Regions from separate parts of the Homo sapiens genome. Here region 1 is linked to region 2. Evidence: read pairs that join two places in POLR2A ChIA-PET (ENCODE). Cell type or tissue: Panc1. All regions are shown on one strand. Each heading gives the region's core, and the rest is flanking DNA. Links, peaks and the distances in the headings are about the cores only.

The links. Peaks named below come from ENCODE experiments on the same cell type or tissue, not always from the same donor. Only the 100,000 strongest peaks of a DNase experiment are listed, where the experiment ranks them.
Region 1: POLR2A ChIA-PET joins it to region 2 with 15 read pairs; 2 of 35 experiments call an interaction of 5 or more read pairs at or near these places.

Annotation. Positions count from the first base shown.
Region 1 is chr10:98,263,703-98,274,659 of GRCh38, reverse strand. LOXL4 (lysyl oxidase like 4) reads left to right here and starts at 6,466. Exons shown (of 15, transcript NM_032211.7): 1 at 6,466-6,528. LOC124902489 (a long non-coding RNA gene) reads right to left here and starts at 6,218. Exons shown (of 2, transcript XR_007062260.1): 1 at 3,472-6,218; 2 at 1-380. RefSeq lists enhancers at 6,519-7,018, 7,019-7,520. In Panc1, for the core only: no CTCF peak of the experiment used is centred there; a DNase peak (open chromatin) is centred at 5,316; H3K4me3 peaks cover 2,510 bases; H3K27ac peaks cover 4,322 bases.
Region 2 is chr10:98,358,816-98,369,772 of GRCh38, reverse strand. LOC105378449 (a long non-coding RNA gene) reads right to left here and starts at 8,519. Exons shown (of 3, transcript XR_001747305.2): 1 at 8,237-8,519; 2 at 5,898-6,009; 3 at 1,205-1,578. RefSeq lists a silencer at 1,327-1,621 and enhancers at 1,155-1,773, 8,427-8,721. In Panc1, for the core only: no CTCF peak of the experiment used is centred there; no DNase peak of the experiment used is centred there.

The DNA.
Region 1 (10,957 bases), core at 1,445-9,444, 95 kb after region 2:
CATTCTGGCTGGTAGATAAAACCAATTCCTAACAAAGAGTCTTTGAAATGTTTACAAAGCTCTACATCAACAAACCAAAATGCAAGATAATACAAGACCGGGTCAGGCATAGTGGCTCACACCTGTAATCCCAGCACTTTGGGAGGTCGAGGAGGGCAGATCACTTGATATCAGGAGTTCAAGACCAGCCTGGCCAACATGGTGAAAACCCATCTCTACTAATAATACAAAAATTAGCCGGACACAGTGGCATAGACCTGTAATCCCAGCTACCCAAGGAGGCTGCAGCAGGAGAATCGCTTGAACCTGGGAGGGGAAGTTTGCAGTAAGCCAAGATCACACCACCGCACTCCAGCCTGGGTGACAGAGCAAGACTTCATCTAAAAAAAAAAAAAAAAAAAAAAGAAAAAGAAAAAGAAAAGAAAAACTAAGATGATACAAGACTGAAGATATCTGTGTTAAGTTCACGTGTACCTCTCTTTAATCAATACCTCTGTTCCTGAAATTATTTCCCATGGAATATCAATTAATTCCAGACATAATTCACAAATAGTGGATTTAGGGTTGGGAGTGGCTCCTAACACTTAAGCATTCAGTTTGGCTATGCCCTCAAATAGTCAGTGATCTTCCCAAAGGGGCCAAGAAGAAGCAAAACCCTGGGCTAGGAAGAACATTGTTCTCCTGCGAAGAGAACATTGTAGCCTGGGAAGTTCCCAGGCTAGCCCACTAAGGCCTGTTGACCTCATCCACCATGGGAGATGCAACACAGTTACTACACCAGTGGCTTTAAAGGACCCAGGAAAACAGCATAGAATAAGAAATGTCTTTTAATTTAACTTGTCTGGTGTTGCTTAAGGAAAAAGGGGTTCAATTACTGGCAAGTGAGAAGGTTGGTGCAGACTTGCATGAGCTCCCGAAGGGACCTCCGGGGCTGTGTGGCTGTGGCACTGAGTCTTCATTCCGCCTCATTTCCCCCCAGAACTTATGACTTTAATTTACCTGAATAGAAGCACATCCAGGCGCTGCGCCTGTGTCCAGCTGCTGAGACAGGGAAAGCGGGGTTCTGCAGGTGGCACTGGGGGTGCAGGGGGAAGAGGGAAATTGGCAGGGGGAGATATATTCTTAAGAGAACTGGAGAGTGGTTGGAGGTGAGTTTAGAAAGGGTGTGTGGCCAGGACGGAGAGGGGAGAAGGTGGGGAAGGCAGCAGGGCAGGAAGAGGTCCTGAGAGGAGAGAGGAAGAGGAGGAGGAGGAGGGGGAGAGGAAAGCCAGGACACTGAGCTTCCCCAGGCAAGGAGGAGTTACATATGAGAAATGGGGTGACATCATGTGTCTTCCTGAGGGGCAGGAAGAGACTCTGGGGAAGAAATGTGTGTTGAGCGATTGATCTTACAAAGTCCAAACTTCTCTGGGAATTCAGGGCATTTGTGCTGGCATTCCTGGAGGTGGAAGTGGGGAATCTGAGTCCTATTCTCTGCCTTTCAGTAGCTTAGAGCTTATTAAACTCCTTCCTGTCCCCTCACCCCAACACCCTTATCAGTTCCTGTCCCCCCCACCTCCTACAAAAAGTTATGACTGTGAAGCGTTAAACCAGCTCAGGACAGTACCTGGCAAGATTAAGATTCCTGTAGCCCAACTCTAACCAAATCCCACTCCTACCCCAACCCTTTCGGAAAGCTGCAGCGGCCCCTCCTACCTGCCAAGCTAAGGCCCTTGCTCAGGTGGCTCGCAGCTCTCTAAAGGTAACCTGGCTGGGCTGCTCCCCCTTCAACCCTCTCCCTGCCAGCATCTTCGACCTGAGCCCAGACCAAATGCCTCTGCCTTCCTCTCCCGCCTCGCCCACTCGCCGCACTGGGGGCATCCTCTCCTCTCTTTCAGCCATGGAGCATTGTGTGTGACCCTAAGGAGGCTCAGTGACTGAGTAGCCCCCTCACTCTCCCCCAGGGCCCACCTCTGAGCCACATTCCCACCTTCACGTCACATCCTCTCCCCGCCCCATACACACATACACACAATCCCACTTCCATGCTGCCCTTAGACCTGGGCAAGGGTCCCTGCTCTGGTCCTCCTGCTACAGAGGGCATCACCGTGGCCCTTGTCAATTACACTCCCTCCACGCCCCACCCCCCGTCACAGGGCAAGGAGGAACTTCCACTCGATTTTCAAACCCATGCTCTTGGAATTCTTTGCCCAGGAGGCCAGAGCCCACTTCTAGACCTTCCTCTTGAGTGCAGCCTGTGCCTGTGCCAGAGTGTGCACCCAGGCATGGGGCAGCCACAGGACAGCTGTCTGTGGGAGGTCTGCACAGAGCCGACGGTGTTGCATGTCTGTCACAGCAGAAGGCCCCTTGCTGTGTGGGATGGGCAGAATATGGTGCGGACGGACACACCAGGGTGCAAGGCCAGAGGCAGACACTCTTGTCATAGCGTGTTCCATACAGAACTCCGAGGAGTGGAAAGTTGTGAATGCAAACCTGACCTTCCAGGTCTTTCCAAAGGTATATTTGTCAAGGTGGGAGGCTAGACCATGATTGACTTAACAATGGATTCATTTGGTTGATGGCTTTAAAATACTTGACTCATGGCATAAGGCCTCCCTTGAGTCTTGCCCTGGGCCCTGCAAATGCTGGGGTGGGCCTGTCCAGCTCCAAACTTGATTGACTTATGCGGGGTTTCTGAAGCTTTCACAGAACAGGGGAGAGGGTGACTTTGCCTATCACAAACCCAAACTTCCTAGAATTTCTTTTTAACCAGCTCTGCTCTTCCGCCAAATTTCCTCTCCTTACTGCAACCAGCTCATCTCTCCTTTCTCCCTAGAAACCGTATCCTTGACTAGCCCCTCCAGGCTTCCTAGATCCACCCTCCCCACTTCCCCAACTTCATGATCTTACAAAACCCTCTCAGCTCCCATCCTCTCCCTGAACAAAAGCCCTGTTTCTGGATAAACAGCTCTCAACAAAGGAGGAGCCTGTCCTTGGCCAAAATGGCTTGTTCTCCCCATTTGTCCTACTTTCTGTTATTACAATCTACGTTCCATCAAGCTATGTCTTTGAGTCATCTCTCTCACTAGACAGTGAGCTCCTTGAGGGCAAACACTGTGTCTGGTTTGGCTCTGTGACTCTTCCAGCACCTTCTACTTTGAGAGCATTCATGCAAGTTTTCATGGGAGATATCACGGAGGAGTTGGAATCGGAGTTAGGCCTGAAGGGTAGGTAGAATATGGAAAATGAAGTGAGTAGAGGCAACTGGAGATTCCTTCTCTCCTGTGGGCAGTAGTGAGCAATTAAAGATTCTTGAGCTAGAGCAAGACAACACTTTAGAAAGACTGACGTCAGGAACAGTGAGATGCAGGGAAAAACTGAGAGCAGTTTGGGGGCTGTTGCCACAGCACTGAGTGTTAGAGGAGGCAGGAATGCAACGGCAGGACAAATAGATGCAGGAGGCAGTACCTTAGGCACAGCAAAATAACTTACCCGAGGCCACACAATTCAGAAGCAGAGCTAGAACTCAGGTTGCCCAGTTTTAAAGCTGTACAGTTTCCTCCATACTGAGTCACAGAGGAGATGAGGCTAGAACTGAGTCCTGAAGGCTGCTGAGGAGGAAGTTTGCCAGCAGGCATGGGCACTGGGCACTCCACCAGGGTCACTACTGGGTTCAACCAGGTGCACCCTGGAGGCCACCGCTTTCTGCAGGAGATTCTGGCCTTCCCACTTGGGAGGAAAGTACAGACCCTGACTTAGGCAGGAAGGGAGGGTTGAGAAGCACCCCATGGGGAAGAGATTCATGTTAGCTCCTTTCCCTGGGAGGAGGCAGGGAGAGGTGATGCTTACACATCCAAGTCCCTGGGTACTGGCTGAGGGATCAGGGGAGCTGCGGTAACTCCAGACACCTGCATGGTGCTTCACGGCTTCCACAACATCGTAAAGTGTTATTCCTGACCACTCCACTTTCCCCCCTCTCTACCCAGTGTATCAGATCCACCTTCCAAGGCACTTCTGGGAAGGCTTCAACCCTCAGACTTCCCTGCCCAGCATCCACACAGCCCTGTGCTTTCGCCGTCATTGATCACTTGCTCCCATCTGCAGATAACAGCTGTGTGATGTTGGCCAAGTCACTTAACCCCTTTGTGTCCCAGTTTCATTGTGTAAACAGGAGATGATGAAAGCATTGTCCACCGGTTTTTCGACCCCAGCCAGCCATGATGATGATAATGGTGATGATGCCTTGTCCTGCTGGTTGATTGTGGCTCTGTCTCCCCCACCACTCTGCAAATTCCTTGAGGACAAGATAGGAAGCACCTCTGGCTTGTCTGTATCACCTTGGGGACCAGAAACTGGCACGCACCGCTAGGTCCATTTATTCAATCCGTGAGCACTTCTGGAGCACTTGCTATGTGTCAAGCTCTGTGACAGGATCTGGGTTTAGAGATAAATAAGAAGCTCGGGGGTGGGTGGGGGTGTCCAGAGTTAAGGCAGACACAGACCATTATATAAAGAGTATGGAGAGGGTCACAGGCGCTGGGCTGAGGCCGGGTGAACATAGCCAGGCAGGAGGGAAGAAGAGGGCTTTCTCAATCAAATGAAAGCTGATTGAGATGAATCCAGTGGTCCCATCTGACCCCTACAGCAATCACATTTAAGGATGAGGAGATGACAACTCAGCCGAGAAAATCCCACTGTTAGTACGCCATGGGCTGGGGCTGGGACCAGAGCCCCTCACTTCTCAGGGTTGGGGGCTCACAGCGCATGCCTTAGAGATCCCCACTTCCACTGCTTCCCAGCCTTGGCCTCTGCCCAGAGTTGTGCAAATTAAAGGACTTCCGGGCAACATCCATTCATTCCCTGGTCTCTATCCTCCGCCCGCCCCTGCGCTCCAGGGTATTTTTAGTTCTGGGCAGCCAGGCCTGGTGAGTGATTGGCAGCAGGCAGAGCCCACGTTTCCGAACCCTCTGTGTTGCTTCTGGCTCAGCATGAGAGGTGGCTGGGCCCTAGGAGAGGGCTTAGGCATACCTGGCACCCAAGCCCACAGCTGCCTCATTGTCCCTGGGGGAGGAGCTGGGCTGCTGCCACTGACCCGAGGCTGGGAGCATTCTTTCCTGCTGATTCATCATGGGGAATGTTTTGGGCCCAGCTGGGGTGGGGCAGGGGCACTGGGGGGACATCTTGGACACGGGCAGCCAGGAGTGGATGGCAGGTCCCTGGCAGCAGGGTCATTAAGACCTGGCTGTCACCCAGGATCGAAAAGGTCCATCTTGACATCCTAGCTCTATCACACTCTGCCTGTCCAGGCTTATTCTTACTTGCACATCTGCCTCCCCCACCAGACTGGGAAGGCCCCCTCCAGCGTCTAGCACTCCAGCACCCTGTCTAGCATGTAGGAGAAAATCAATAAAGGCTTGTGGGATGAATGAACCTTTGGAAGGACGTTTAGGCAAGGTGGGGGCAAGAGGGGGAACCAGGTTGGGCAGCTGTGGGCCTAGGGAGGAAACCGGGAGGCTGGAACCCTCTGCCCATTTTACAGATGGGGCCAGTGAGGCTAAGGGCAGGACCAGGTCTAGGGGAAAGAAACTGGGGGCTTGGACTGGGGTTCAGGCACCTAGGTGCTCAGTTCAGCTGATGGGACTCCTCTCTGTCAGCCATGTCCACATTTCTTTAATTCTACAGTCCCTGCTCCCTGCACTAACACCCTCCTCCCGTGAGTCTGACAAGGGCCAGGACTGCATCATTCAGCTCTGTGAAGGGGTTCTCCCATTCACTGTGTATTGCCTGGAGGAGCAAGTTATGTCGCCTGGGGCTCAGTGTTCCCAGCTGCACAATGGGCAGCGCAGAGTTTCACACGGAGGGCGGGGGGGGGGGGGGGGGCGGTATTCAGTAAACTCTGGGTGACTCGCCTGTTCCTGCAGGAGAGCACCGCTGCACCGCGCCACCTCGACCTCTCTGAACTGAGCCCCGGCCTCCCAGAAAGGGCGTCTACATTGTCCTAAGTGACCGAGCTCGTGAGATTCGGCCCCTGTGACAGCCGGGCGCTCCCGTGCGAAGGGTGCTGTGCCGGGGGCCCTGGCACCCACCAGGACTCACAGACTGGGACTCTAGGTGGGCGTCATTACCTTGTTCTGCAAAAGAGGAAACTGCCTGGGAGAGGGACTCCCGAGGCCGCCGCGGCCCTCCCTGCAAAACAGCCGCGGGCCCAGCGCCGCCCTTTCCCGAGAGCTCCGCTCCCCGCGACCCCCCGCCGCCCCCCCGCTCCCCCCGCCCCCCGGGACTTCCCGGCCCCGCCGGCTGCGGCTGGGCGCCCCCGCCACCTGGCCTGTGTCCCGACGGGGGGCGCCGCGCGGAAGGCCGGGCGGGGCGCCCGCGGACTCCAGGCCCGCCCGGGGCGGGGCCTGCGGGGCCTCCTCCGCGGCCAGCTCGGGGCTGGGGGGCCGCGGGCGGGAGGCGGATAAAAAGGCCCCAGGGCGCCCGGGGAGGGAGCCCGTTAGCGCTGCTCCGCCGCGGCGCCCGCCCAGCCCCGGACTGTCCGCGCTCCATCTGGTGAGCCCCCGCCTGGCCGCGCGTCTGCCTCTTGGTCTGCCTCTTGCTGTCCCATCTGTCCTTCTGTCTCTCTGTGAGTCTGCAGGCCTCTGAGGGTTCCTGGAGACTGGGCCTAGGGTGCATGGGGGATCCCTTGGACCCTCAGCCCGGCCCTCCAGTCGCTCACCAACCTGCTTCCAACTGGACAAGTGACCACGCTGGGGAGCTTGGCCCAAGGCCCGCCCTGAGTGGTGCGCCCAGGCCTCAGGGGTGCCTGCGTGTCTTGTTTGTGTACACGCCGTGTGTAACCATTGCTCTGCCTTCTTCCAGGGAGGAGACAGGGAAGGGGCAAGGCGGGTTCAGATGTCACACTTACGACTTGGGGGACAACGAACCAGGGCTGATCTGGGCTCTCCAACTATCCAGACCGGAGCTGATTATGTTGGGGGGTCGGCGTGTGACAGAAACACCGAAGGGAAGGGGGCAGAAGACTTCAAGCCCCCTCTTTCCTAGCCTGGACAGGTACAGCTCAGAGACCATTTGTTGGCACTGCTTCAGGTCCACAGAGTCAGTAACCCCGGGGAGGCTACAGGGCTGAGAGGAGGCTGCTGAGAAGAGCTGCCCAACGGCAGAGAAGGGATGAGCCATCCTAAAGTTGCTGCACCCTCAGGACAGCACCCCCCATGCTCTCTCTTGAATACTCGGGCATTTGCTGTCTTCAGCCCTCCCTACCTGCGCTAGGTCAGGCCAGGTCCCAGCATCTCCTGGCACACCTGGAGCAGGTGCCTCTGTGCCTCAAGCTGGCAAGATCTTGGATCTGTCACTCGGCATTCAGCGAAGAGCACCCTGCCCAGTGCCCTCACACCACGGCCTGGGTCATAAATCCACCAGAACAGGGTGGAATTTCAGTCGGCTCCCGGCCTTCCTTTCCTCCTCCCCCTCTTCCAACATCCATTCTTGGTGGTTTTGAGAGTCCGGCGTCTAGCCAGGCTGCTTGGGTTTGAATCCTGGCTGGGCAAGTTACTTGACTTCCCTGGACCTTACCTTCTCATCTGTAAAATGGAGATAAGTATTTAATCCGTATTTTAAAATGTATAGTTATTATCCTCACTTCCCTCCCCTCCTCTTTCCCTTCCACCTTCCTTCCCTCTTCTGTCCCCTTCTCCTTTATTTGGGAAAGTAACGGCCACTTTCGAGGCCGCTTCCTTCTCTGAGGGAGGATGCACAGCTTGGTCCTCTGTGCTCAGTGCTAGGGGAACAGACAGGTGGAGTCTGGTTGTGGGGTCAGGAAGCAAACACACAATGTGCTTTGTGGAAGGCTTTGTGGGAGGGCTTAATGGAGGGGGTGGCATTTGAGCTGGCCTTGTGGGATGTGTAGGAGTTTAACAGTCTTAGATAGAGGGAAAGGAACAGTGAGAGCAAAGGCTTGGAGGCTGGGAGACGAAGGCTATAGTCTGGTGTGAGCAAAAGCTCTCGGGGGCCTATAGTGGGCAGGAAGGCCAATAAGAGGGACTCTCCCTGCATCTAACTCTTGGTTCCCGCTGCCGTCCCCCCACCTTCCAGCAGCGTTCATGGAAGGGAGCTTCCCTGGCCCAGACCCCAGGGTCCTACAGCAGAAGCCCTCCCATGCCCTCAGGTTGGTCCCTTGGAGAGGAAGGAGCTGCTGGCCTGGGACTGTCCACAGCCTGTAACAAGACCTCCTCAGTGTGTCAGGGACTTCAGCCAGGAGCCAAACAGCAGACCTGCCCAGCCTACCCTGGGCCCCATCAGAGCATGTCGGATAGGGGGGCTGTCTAGTGCCACCCCCTCATTTTACAGGTTTTTCAGCTGAGACTCAGAGAAAGGAAAATATTTGACTCCAGACACAATTTGGCGGCAGAGATAGAAGCATTCCAACTCCTGGGGGTGGTAGAGAAGGTGTGGTTGTCACTCAGCCCAGACCCATGTGACCACTGGGTCCTAATAGCTGAGGGACCTGAGGCCGATCTGTCCCATCCTTTCTTGCCATCTGGGGAGTGGTTTGGCTCAGTCCCTGGCTGTCTACCTCCTACTCCAGGGAGCACGGAGGAGGGAATGGGAAACAATGGAGAGCACTCTGCTCATGGGACAGCCAGCTGGGAGCCCCCACAAGCCTCTGAGTGACATGCAGAAGACAGTGTTTCAGTCTGGAAAGGAAGCGTGGGAGGGGTCAGAGGGGGAGAGCTGCAGAGGTGAGAATGGGAAGGCAGCCCCTGCACAGCCTCAGGGAGTGGAGAGGGGAGCATCTAGGCTCTGCAGTGTGGGTGGAGGGAAAAGGGGCAAATCTAGAGAAGGCTGCAAAGAGGAGTACCAAGGACTTGCAGTTGAGATCGGACGTGGCCTCCATTTCCTTCTTTGTACAGAGAGGAGGTGGGACCAATCTAGACCAACGGTTCTATCGTCGCTGTCACAGTAGCTGTTAATAATAGTTCATTGTTGGCCGATGTAGTGGCTCACGCTGGTAATCCCGTCACTTTGGGAGGCCAAGGCGGGTGGATCACCTGAGGTCAGGAGTTCAAGAACTGATGTGGTGAAACCCTGTCTCTACTAAAAATACAGATAAATTAGCTGGGCATGTTGGCGCATGCCTGTAATCCCAGCTACTTGGGAGGCTAAGGCAAGATAATCACTTGAACCCTGGAGGCGGAGGTTGCAGTGAGTCGAGTTTGTGCCATTGCACTCCAGCCTGGGTGACAAGAGCAAAAATCTGTCTCAAAAATAATAATAATAATAATAATAATAATAATAATAATAATAATAATAGTTCATTGTTACTGAAGGCTTGCTCTTCTAAGGATTTAATGTTTCTTCACTTAATCTTTACAAAAATCCTATGAGGTAGTTACTATTATTATCCCCACTTTACAGAGGGAGACACTGAGGCAGGGAGAAACTAAATCGCTGGCCCAAGATCACTTCCAAATGAACTGGTGGAGGCAGGATTCGAACCCCAGCAGTCTGACCGCCCAGCCTGTGCTCTCAAGCACTGTGCTGCCACCTCCCATCCATGCAACCACAGATATGAATGAGTGCCACCTACACACCTGACACTATTTTGGGAACTGGGGACACAACACATCCCCACTCCCATGGAGCTTCATTCCCAGAACTTGTTTAGTGCACTTTTAGGAGCCCACTCCACCCAGCCCTGCTGGCCAAGGCCGTTGAGAGGGAGTAGGGCAGATGCCATCCATGGAAGTGAGAGTGGCAGGGGCCTGTGAGAGCCTCCCCACTCAAGCGGATGAGCTGCATGATTCCCCAAGAGGAGCCATGGCCGTGGAAGAGGCAGGTCTCATCAGAACGAGCTTTCTTAGCCCATCTTCTCCATCCCCTGTTCCAGGTCGGCCTTAGCTTCCATCGGCAGCAGAGCCTTGGGGTGGAGGAGCTTCAGCTTCGGTGGCTCCAGAGGTCTCTGACAGCTCTAACCAGCTGAGACTCTCTCCTCTATGCCCTTCTCCACCTGCTGGTCCCGGGACCAAGGCTGCTGTGTGAGGGGGAGAGGACCTGCCCCCAGCCTCATCCCCTCTCTAAGGACCCAAAGAACGTCTGATTACAGCCTCCTGGAGACAGGGGCCCTCTCTGTTTACCGCCTGAAACCCTCCCCTGGCCCCTCGCTTCCTACAGGATGAAGGCAAACCCTCTGTGTAGTACACATGGCCCTTGATCATTGGCCCCAGCTCGTCCCTCCATCTCTTTCCCCTCCAAACCCCCACACTGTGGTCTGGGGGTAAGAGAAGGGCACTTCCTGCTCTTGCACAAACTCACCTCTTTCCCTCTTTCCTAATCCTCTTCTCTGTATCTCGAATGCCCCTTTTCTCACCCAGGAGAATCTTATTTGCCCAATAAGGCTCAGGTTAAGTGTCCCTTCTTTGAAAGGCTTCCCTAATTCTTCTTGCTTGAGCTTCATGAAGGTAGGGAGGGTGTTCGATGTCTTAATTTCTGTGTCCCAGCACCTGGCCTGAAGCAAGTATTCCAAAAATGTGTATTGAATCTACATGAATCATACGCCTAGATGGATGTGAGGCTATCACAGGGTATCCAAGCTGCAGGAGGGATCCAGATGATATGTGGTTCCATCTCCTCACTTTAGAAATAAAGAGTCAGGGCCGGGCACAGTGGCTCACACCTGTAATCCCAGCACTTTGGGAGGCCAAGGCGGATGGATCACGAGGTCAGGAGTTCAAGACCAGTGTGGCCAAGATGGTGAAACCCCGTCTCTACTACAGATACAAAAAAATTAGCTGGGCGTGGTGGTGGGCGCCTGTAATCCCAGCTACTCAGGAGGATGAGGCAGAGAATTGCTTAAACCTGGGAGGCGGAGGTTGCAGTGAGCTGAGATTGCAGCACTGCAGTCCAGCCTGGGCGACAGAGAGAGACTCTGTCTCGAAAAAAAAAAAAAAAAGAAAGAAAGAAAGAAAAAAGAAAGAAAGAG
Region 2 (10,957 bases), core at 1,989-9,988:
ATTTCTGCCACTAAGTTTCCATTTTCCTAAAAAACTTTCAACATGATTGCTGCCCTCCCTTCATCCATGGGACATCCCTGCCTTTCTGCAAGGAGGGCAAGTATGCGGTTCAGGCCACGCTGCCCCTCCTCCCTTGCTTGTGGCCAGCGTCACCAGATGATCACTGCATTCTCACGGGCAAGGCCTAGACACGGTGTTGATAGGGCTGGCAGCTAGGACAGAAAACTATTTGCTGTTCCTGGTCTTGATGGTGTTAAATATCTTCTTTTAACTCTGATATTCTGTGAATGTTTTTCCAAATTATTCCATTTTTACCTTTTTAATTTAAAATCTGAGTTACGTATGATTGCAAACAGAACCTACGAAGTCTCTGCAATTACTAACACAAATCCTGACAGAGCAATCCTGGCATGAAAAACTGAACATCTCTGCAGTGACTGATGTGGAGCAGCAGCAGCTGGAAGTTGGGATATGAGACCAGCAACGAATGCACAGACAATACCTCCAAACCGGGCAGAAACAGAGACACTTCCTTCACCACACTTGGCTGGGATTTTCACCAATCCGTGGTGAGGAGTGATTGGAAATTAATCTCAGAATCCCACTGTGCGTTTGTAGTTCACAACATATAATTATGCCTAAGTTTACTTTATAGTAAACCATATATAATTCTCATTCCACAGTGCAGATTCTGCCTCAGACAATCCTTTTATTGTTTTTAGAAGCCCTGTGGTAAAAGCCTTACTGGATGATATCATTTTAATTATAAATCTCTACTGGAAGGTCCCCCAAGCGACTGCAGTAGACAAAATTCCAATTCCCAAAGTCAAGGGCCAGGTAATTTAAACCCTGTCCAAAATGCTGCTTTAATAATACTTAGTTTTGACTGGGGAACTACATGTTATAGCAGCATCGGAGAGCTTATACATACAGGCCCTGATACACACACATATCTGTGCTAGGTGCTGGGGATACAGCAAAAAATAAAACAATGTTCATAGCCTCAAAAATCCTCCAGGTAGTAAATAAACCATGAAGATATGAGTCACACTAGGACCTTTTTTTTCTTTCTTTCTTTTACTCACTACTATACCAAAGAGGAGAGTATGAGGATAAGAAGAGAAGGTCTGGAACAATCACTAAAGGACAAGGATGAGGGAGATGATGAGAAATTAGTAAAAGGACTGATGTAAGACCACACTCATATTGTTATGGACCAAGTCCATGGAATCTGTATTAAACACTTAGAATAAAGAGACAAGAGGACTGGCCCTTCTGTTTCACGCTCCAGGAGCGTAAGTGGTGCAAATAGTGAGATTCCAGCAGAGGATTTGGATGGGGTTGCACATTAGGATGTTAGGCGGCAAGTCCCCTGTAGAGCGTGCAGATGGCTTGAAGTGGTGCATGTGAATGAGGAGAGGAATGCGCATCCTCCTGGACTGGGGGAGATGGAGCTATTAGGGAGCGATGTCTGAAAGGCTCATCTTGGAGCACAGCTGCAGGAAGCAGAGCCAACGCGATACAGCAGGCGCTCAAATGGGGCCGTTTCATCAGGTTCCATCTCTGTGCAGTGCCAGCCTGTGGAAGGAAAAAAAGGGAAACTTGGAGACAACCCAGCTTTGTGAAGGCTCAGCCTCAAGAAGCCTCATTGCCAGGAAAGGCTTAGCAGTTGGGTTCTCAGTAAAGAAGACAGAGCTTAGATGAGGCTAATCAGGGCTTTTCAAATTACCGGTTGAATGTATAACTCTGCCCTTGGGCCATTTGGCCTTGGAATGGGTGAAAGGATGTGGTGGAGTTTCATCTATTCACAGTGCTTGAAGTAGAGAGCAAGCTGGAAGCACAGAGGACCCCATTGCCCGGACTTTCACCCTCAACTCCTCCAACCCCCGCTCTTGTTACGGCAGCGTGCAGCCGCCTTCGGCCTCCTGCCACACTCCCAGAGCAGCCTGGCCTCGCTTGGTAATAGTGAAAAGGACCACAATGCCTCTCTGTATCTTGTATGGCTCTCACCGTTTACAAGCTGATGACAATTTTTATTTCATTTGATGGAACAACATACAGATGGAGGCAGAGTACGCGTTATCCCCCTACTGTGCAGCAGAACAGACTGAGGCTCAGAGAGGAGGTGGGCATTTTCTCTCTTACAGCTGGTAATGGTGTTAGAATTCCAACTCAAGAAGTTTCACTCTAAAGACCACTGCCCTAGGAGGAGTCTTTATAAAACAGTGTGTCCAGAGTGTTGATTGTAAGCTGCTCATTGTTCTGCAAACTTACTGCACGGAGTTTTTGAATGAGGACTAATTCCTGAGAGGAGAAATGCTTCCTCCCAGAAGCCAGGTTTGGAAGAGGTGGGGGCCCAGCCCGTCTCTGTCAGATGGAACTGGTGGTGACAATGGTGGCCATTTCAATGTCATGAGAAAGACTCAACCTGCGGGGCTCAGCCCTAATGCAGTTTGGGGCAGATAGAATCAGCCCCTGATACCTGCAGGCAGCACCTAAAAAGTTCCTGCGTGGTTGTCATCTGTGGTTTGGGTGCTCTGTGTCCGTGTCCCCTTTGTTTGATAACAGCATTGGGAGTTGGAGCTCTCTCCTCCGTCATGTGACATGTTGGTGTTCTTAGCTCCCTTGACTTAAGGGTAGGCAAGTGACCCCAATACAACAAATCAGACTGTTTCCTGGGATTCTCTCCTGCACAGAGAGTGGGGGAAATGTTTGGAGCATATTTATTTCAGGGGCAGAATCTCAAGTAAGCTGTCAATTAATTTCTCCTGCCCAGACCCCAGAACACTGTGGTTCTTGACCCTGCTCTCCTACAGTCTACTGGATTCTGAAAGCCACCTGGCGCCCCTCCAATCAAACCTTTTCCCATCTAAGATAGCTAGAATCAGTTTCTGTTGCTTGCAACCAGAGAACAATTGGTGGTCTCCACTTCCCTTCTATTTCCCTTCATTTTCTCTCTCCTCTAGTCCCCTCTCAGGGGGAGCAGAAGATTAGAAAGGAAAAAGTCCTGAAATCGAAGCCAAAAATCTGAATTTGAATCTAGTCCCTGCCACCTCACAGCTGAGTGATCTCAGACAAACTAACCTTTCTGAAAACTCACGAAACATGTGAGTGCTGATGCGAACGTCACCTGTGTGTTGTGAGGGCTACGTGAGGTAATATATACAGGCCCCAGGGTAGCACCCAGCACATATTCGCACCTTCCTTCCTTCCTACTTTTCAGCTCTGCTCCCCGCCCTCCCCGTCCTGGTCATTTCCATCTCTCCACCTCTCTCTCCTTTCCTCTTTCATCTCCCTCTCTTGTAGCACCTCCATCTCCTGTCTCAGCAAGTAACCAGCAAGCTGATGACATTCGGGGCCAGGCCTCAGCTTAACAGCAAGTTCACAGTGAGCTACACACACACAGGACACGTGGAATGGTGCTTTGGTCAACAGGTCAGGAGACGTCAGGTCAATGAGAAACAGCTTCGGAGAAAAGTAAGAATAGGAAGGAATTCATAAAGCTGAGGGTGAAGCTGTTTGCCCTGGGGGAAGAAGACAGAATGAAAGCAGGATCTATACTCCTTCCCTGACCTATAAAGGGAGCATTGTCTTAGGTACTTTGGGAGAAAAAGAGGATAGGCCCAGAAATATGCCCTATGAAGAAGGGTAAAAAAGCTGGCACCCTGGGCACCAAGCGAGACAACTACCCCTTTTCATTTGGGGATAAAGAGGGCAGTGAGTCTGTGGCCAGGCGGGTGGCGGGTGGGTTCAGGTGAAGTGGGAAGTTCCGGCTTCGTCAGGCTGGCTCCGGGTCAGGCGGTGTGCGGCTGAGCAGGTCTTTCCTGCTGTGCTTCTATTTCAGGGTGTGTGTAAGATGAGGGGTCACCGAGGCTGTGTGCAGGCCTCTGCGCCTTACCCAGCGGGGTATGTGGGCTCCTGGCTGTGGCCAGGCCTCAGGAGGTCAGCCGGCCACTGAGACACCAGGGCTGTCTGGCACTGGAGGCCTGGGCTGCGCAGATCCCATCCTGCTGTTTTGGCTGCTGTGAGCAGCTCCTGCTCTTCTCTCCCACCTGCTTTCCTCTGAGTCCCTGTCCACTGAACTTGAAAACTGCAATTTTTTTTTGGTCTTCAGTGACAGTTAGCAATTGACTTGGCTCCACACAGCCACCAACAACCCAGGAGGCAGGATCCTTCTATGCAGAAAGACGGACGGAAGTTCTGACGGGGGGCCTGACTTGCACTTCCTTTGTTCTGAGCCAGAATTCAGCTCAGATGACGCCTCCATCAGGGGACCTTGTGAAATTCAGATGCACCTGCCCAAGTGAGCACCACCGTTTGGGCCACGTCAGTGGGCATTCTGAGGCTTTGTATCAGATGAGAGCTGTCTGAACGGGGCCTTTCATGTGGCCCATCTAAAGCTGTGTCTCTACGTAAGCACTTTCAAAATTGTTAAAAAACAAAAAAAGAAACAAAACAAACAAACAAACAAAACCTCAACTGTGTGTGAAAGCATGGAAAGGGTTTGGGTGGCCTGTGAGCCCTCAGAGGGCAAAGCCTGACATTGGAAACGGAAAAAGGAAAAGGTTTTTTTCACACGCCCCCACCGCTGAGGCCATCAGCATCTGGGACTCTGGTCCCATGCATCACATCGCTTCCCCTTCTCCCTCCTTTTTCTCTTCATCCCCAGTGGTGAGGAATATAGAACTGGCGTACCAGAGGATATCATCGCTGGTGATACATGTTGGCCTGGAGAGAGACCATGCCCCCTTAAGTAAGGAGCAGGATCCACTTCGTAGCTTCATTCACAGGCTTCTGTTTGATCTCCTGTAATTCTCACTGTGACTCACTTATGTCATACTCAGAGTCACTCTCAGAGGGGCAGGCTCCGCCCCGCTCCCCAACTCAGCAGGTACGAATCCCCACTCCAGCACCTGCTAACCACATGGGCTAGTGACCCACGTCTCTGAGTGATGCTTCTTCATCAAGGGACAGGGATGCCAGCACTTCAGAGAATTGTTGTGAAGCTTAAATAAGATGAAAAGTAAAGCATTTGGCACATAGCAGGTGTTTAATAAATATCAGTTCCCTTTCCATGGTTGACTGATGATAGTAAAGGCCACAGTTTGCTCCCTGCCCCCACACCCTTTGGTGGGGCCTCCCACACTGACTGTGGGCTTGGCCTCCCACACTGATGCTTTGGCCAGTGGGACAGTAGTGAAAGGGAAAATCAGGAACACGTGAGAAGTGGAGAGCCCAGCGGAGCACAGTAAATTATTTTAGGATAAGAGCTGTAGCTTTTGGGAGTGTATCAGAGGCTTCTCTCTATGTGGCACCACTGCTTGGTCCTGGGGCAATGGATCCTTGGCTTTCCAATCACTAGAGACCCCTCCAGGCCTGGCTGACCATGATCTCAGCAGATTAGTCAACCAATGGGGAGTGCCCAACTGGGCACTCTGCCCAAGGCTGGGCTAGAGGTTAAAGAGCAGGCTGAGACCCCTGCCTTAAGTGGCTTACACTCTACCTCCTGGAAACCATGCCAACCAGATCCAGAAACGTAAGTTCAGGGCAATACATGGAGAAAGAAGTAGGAGCCGAATAGTTCAGTACACGTGTCTGGAGGAGAAAGCCTAGAATCAGACCAGGAGAAGTGATTAGAATTTAATAACAGAAAAAAGCTTTTGGCCTAGGATCAAGACAGGTCGGCGCAAAAGGGGGCCATCCAGGATGGACAGCGTCTGCACACATGGATGACAGCAGCAGGCCCTCTGTGTGCCCTCTCTGACCTGGGTGACAAAGTCCCTTTGATCTTAACAGTCCCTGACTAATGACACTTGGTTTTTAGATACGGCCATGGCACCCACAGTCCATGTGACCTGGAGTGATCAAGGGTGGGGAGAGGCAGGTATTATACTTACCTTGTCTGGGTTTCTCACCTAGAAAACTGAGGCATGTGTTAGACTGGTGAAGAATCCTCCCAACTGCAAACATGCTGGCCACCACGGGCAAACAAAGGAACAGCCAGAAACCCTAGAGAATAATAGATGGAAATAACAAAATTAACATAAAATTCAGACTTACTTTTGGGAAGAGGAAGGAGAATTCTACTAGGGAGGGCTTACAAGAGTATCGGTTACTGGTGATAATTCTGTCTTTTAAGCTTTCTGGTAAGTGCTTGGATATTTGTTACGATTTGTATGGATTTCATATGCACTTTTAAAAATATATTTTGCATATACATATAAATGCACAGTCACATGATTAGATCAAGTAAGAGAAATAACAGACTGGGCACAATGTCTGACATCAGCCTTGTCTCAGCTGGGCGTTTTCCTCCAGGGCCACCTCCTGTCTGGTTCCTAGTTGAAGGACCCGTTCATGACTTCCAGTGCTGTGTGGCAGTAGCGACCCAGGACTTGGAGTTGGAAGACCTGTTCTGCCACTTATTAGCTATCCACATTTTACTATTGTTGACATTATTGTTCCCGGACCAAACTGAGGGTCAGGCTGCTATTTCTCATGGCCCAATAACGAGATGCAGATGAACTAGGGAGGAAGATAATTTTTATTTCTGCAACCTGTTACAGAAATTTTTATTTCTGCAACCAGGGAGAAGGCCTGGAAATTATCACCAGACCAACTCAAAATTACAAAGTTTTCCAGAGCTTCTATACCTTCTAAGCTACATGTCTACATGGAGGTGTGCATTCATCTAAAGACATAAGTGATTAACTTCTTTTCATCTATAACTAAGGTCTGAGTCTTGAAGACCTTCCTCTGGAGCCTCAGTAAGCTTACTTACTCTTGCTTTTTTTTTTTTTGAGACACAGTCTCGATCTGTCGCCCAGGCTGGAGTGCAGTGGTGCGATCTCGGCTCACTGAAAGCTCTGCCTCCCAGGTTCACGCCATTGTCCTGCCTCAGCCTCCCAAGTAGCTGGGACTACAGGCGCCCGCCACCACAGCTGGCTAATTTTTTTTTTTTTTTTTTTTTTTTTTAGTAGAGATGGGCTTTTGCCGTGTTAGCCAGGATGGTCTCGATCTCCTGACCTCGTGATCCTCCCGTCTCCACCTCCCAAAGTGCTGGGATTACAGGCATGAGCCACCACGCCCGGCCAGCTTACTTACTCTTAATGGGTCCAGTTGCTGGAGTGATTACCCTTATCTTCTCTCCTGCTGAATCACAGGTTTTAGGAGTTCCTCCAGACCCCCAATAAACTTGTTTAATCCTAAATGGGTCCTGTTAAGAATTCCTTCATTATTCTGTCATGCTTTAAGGCCCAGGAAAGGCCTAGACAAAACTCTTGGTGGGCTTTTGTTACATCCTAGCCTTTGTATAAAGGCACTGGCTTTTAATATTTAACTTAACCACTCAGTCAGTACTGAAGCGGTTGTTATGGAGGCCTGTGTGAAACTTGGCCTGCTACAATATTAGATTCTCCTCAGTAAAATGGGGATAGCAACTGCCTGCATTAAAGTGTTGACATGGCTGGGTGCCGTGGCTCACGATTGTAATCTCAGCACTTTGGGGGGCCGAGGCAGACAGAACACTTGAGCCTAGGAGTTTGGGACCAGCCTGGGAAACATGGTGAAACCCCATCTCTATAGAAAATACAACAATTAGCTGGGCACGGTGGCGCATGCCTGTGGCCCCAGCTACTGTGGAGGCTGAGGTGGCAGAATCACCTGAGCCCGGGAGGTCAAGGCTGCAGTGAGCTGTGATTGTGCCACTGCAGTCCAGCCTTAGCAATTGAGTGAGACCCTGTCATAAATAAATAAATAAATATATAAATAAATAGTGTTGACATGAGGGTGAGAGATGATGATGATGAATACCAATGTTCCAGAAAGTTCCATGTTTTATTAATGGCTTCCATGACCACCATCTCCAAGGCTCCAGTAATGTGTCTCTGTGCCTCTGGCGCCTTCTTCAATCTTCTATGTCCCAGTTTGCCTCAGAAGCTCTGGTATTGCAGTCCTCAGAAGCTGGCTGACATTCCTCTTCTGATCAAGCCAGGGAACTGCCTCTTAACAAAAGCTTTGCCTCCTCCGACCCCAGGCTGTCAGAGAAGGGACCTCCTCCTCTGGACATTACCTCTCGTTCTTTATCCCTAGACGACACCTGCCTCTGGGGCCCAGAGCCCCAGAAACCAGGTGTGTGTGACTCTCTCCCAGGCGACATAGTCCCTCCCTCCGGAAGATGCTCATCTCAGGCTCTCTCTACTTTCACTCCTTTTAGGAAACCACACGGTGGCCTTACCCCAGCTCTCTGAGCAGTGCCTAGTCATCCCAGCTGGCCTCATTCACTTTCAGGAGGCACTAGGGCATATTAGGCAAAGCCCCACTCAACCCACGTATCTTCATTATCACTTGCTGTGTTACGAATGACTCCAAAACGTTTATTATCTTGCAGCACTGTGAGTCAGGACTTGAGAAGTGGCTTAGCTGGTGGTTCTGGCTCAGGGTATCTCATGAGGTTGCAGTCCGGTTGTCAGCCAGGACCGCGTCATCAAGAAGCTTTCCTGAGGCTGAAGGATCTGTCTGCAAGCTCACTCCCAGGGCTGGCAACAGAAGGCTCTTGTTCCTTGCCGGCTATTGGCTGGAGGCCTCAGCTCCTCACCATGTGGGCGTCCCTCTATGACATGGCAGCTTGCTTCCCAGAGGGAGTGATCTGAGAGAGCAAGCAACGCCAAAGCCATGGTGTCTTTTTAAATATTTTCAGATTCCTCATTATCTTTTATTTGGTATTTTCAGAAACCATACATAGTAATACTGACAAACTCGATTTTAATGTTTGACATTAGAGTTCAGACCAGATCATAGAGATCTGCTATACTTTGCAATGTGATTTTTGTTAATTTATTTATTTATAATTTTTAATATTTAAAAAAATATTTTGCAATGTGATTTTTAAAAAATAACAGCTTCAGGCCGGGCATGATGGCTCCCACCTATAATCCTAGCACTTTGGGAGGCTGAGGTGGGTGGATTGCCTGAGCTCAGGAGTTCGAGACCAGCCTGGCCAACATGGTGAAACTGTCTCTACTAAAAATGCAAAAAATTAGCCAGGCGTGGTGGCAAATGCCTGTAGTCCCAGCTACTCAGGAGGCTGAGGCATGAGAATCGCTTGAACCTGGGAGGTGGATGTTGCAGTAAGCCAAGATCACTCCACTGCACTCCAGCCTGGACAACAGAGAGAGTCCCTGTATCCAAAATAAATAAATAAATAAAAATAAAAATAAAAATAAAAATAACAGCTTAATTGATATGTCATTTGTGTACCGTACAATTCACCCATTTAAAGTATACAATTCAGTTTTTAGTATATTCACCGAGTTGTGCATCATCACTGTGATTAATTTTAGAACATTTTCATCACCCCAAAAAGAAACCCCGTAACCATTAGCAATCACTCCTCATTTCTCCCTAAGCCTCCCAGCCCTCGCTAACCAGTAAGCTATTTTCTGTCCACATGGATTTGCCTATTCTGTACATTTAATATAAATAGAATCATACAAAATATGTGGCATTTTATAATTCTTTCATTTAGCATAATGTTTTCAAAGGTCATCCTTATAGTATGTATCAGTACTTCATTCCTTCTTATTGCTGAATAATATTCCATTGTATCGATATACCACAATTTATTTATCGATTCATCAATTGATAGACATTTGGGTTATTTCCTCTTTTTGGCTACTACAAATAATGCTGCTATGAACATTTATATACAACTTTTTGTGTGAACATGTGTTTTTATTTCTTTGGGTATTTGCCTAGGAGTGGAATTGCACAGTCATATGATAACTCTATGTTTAACATTTTCAGGAACTGCCAGGCTATTTCTCAAAGTGGCTGCACCATTTCACAGTCCCATCAGCAATGTATAAGGGTGCCAGTTTTTCTACATGCTTGTCAACACTTGTTATTATCTACCTTTTCTATTATAGCCATCTGCATGGGTATGAAGTGGTGTCTGCCAGGTTTTGATTTGCATTTCACTGATGGTCAATAATGTTAAACAACTTTTTGTGTGTTGGCCATGTGTATATTGTCTATTCAGATCCTCTGCTTGTTTTTTAGTTATTGGCTTTTTATTATTGAGCTGTTAGAGATCTTTATATACTCTAGATATGAGATCCTTATTAGATATGATTTGCTAAATTTTTCTCCCATTATTTAGGTTTTCTTTTCACTTTCTTGACCAAGACTTTTGCCTTGAAGCACAAAAGTTAATTTTGGTGATGTATAGTTTGCTTTTCTTTTGTTCTCTGTACTCTTGGTGTCATATCTAAGAAACTATTGACTAATCCAGAATCATGAAGATTTTCTCTGTTGTCTTCTAAGAGTTTACAGTTTTAGCTCTTAAAATGGGTCTTTGATACACTTTGAGTTAATTCTTGTATATGGTGGAGATAAGGATCCAACTTTATTCTTTTCCATGGGAACACAATGTATTTTATAACCTAATCTCAGAAGACATTTATCATTATTTCTGCCATATTCCATTGGCCACATAGGCCAAGTCTGTTACAAGAAGGATGAGAACCACATGTCTCTTTCTAGTCATGAAGACCAAGAGGATAATTGGGCACCATCTTTGAAGCTGGTTACCATACCACAGATTTTCAGTATTCATTAATCAGGGAAAATTGATGATATTAGCTTTACTGAATAACAAAATGAGATTAAAATATTCCCTCAGTTTTAAAGGCTAGCTAATTTATTCCTCTATTATTGATTTACTTTCTTATGTGTCCTGATAATAACAAGATCTATCATTTCTTGAGCAACAGCTTAGTTCCTAACACACAGCCAATTTTTCTATATGTTCTTTTTACGCCCCACTTATTGGATATTAAAACAAGGAGGGTTTTTTTTTTTTTTTTTTTTTTTTTTTTTTTTTTTTGAGACGGAGTCCCACTCTGTCTCCCAGACTGGAGTGCAGTGGCACTATCTTGGTTTCCTGCAAGCTCTGCCT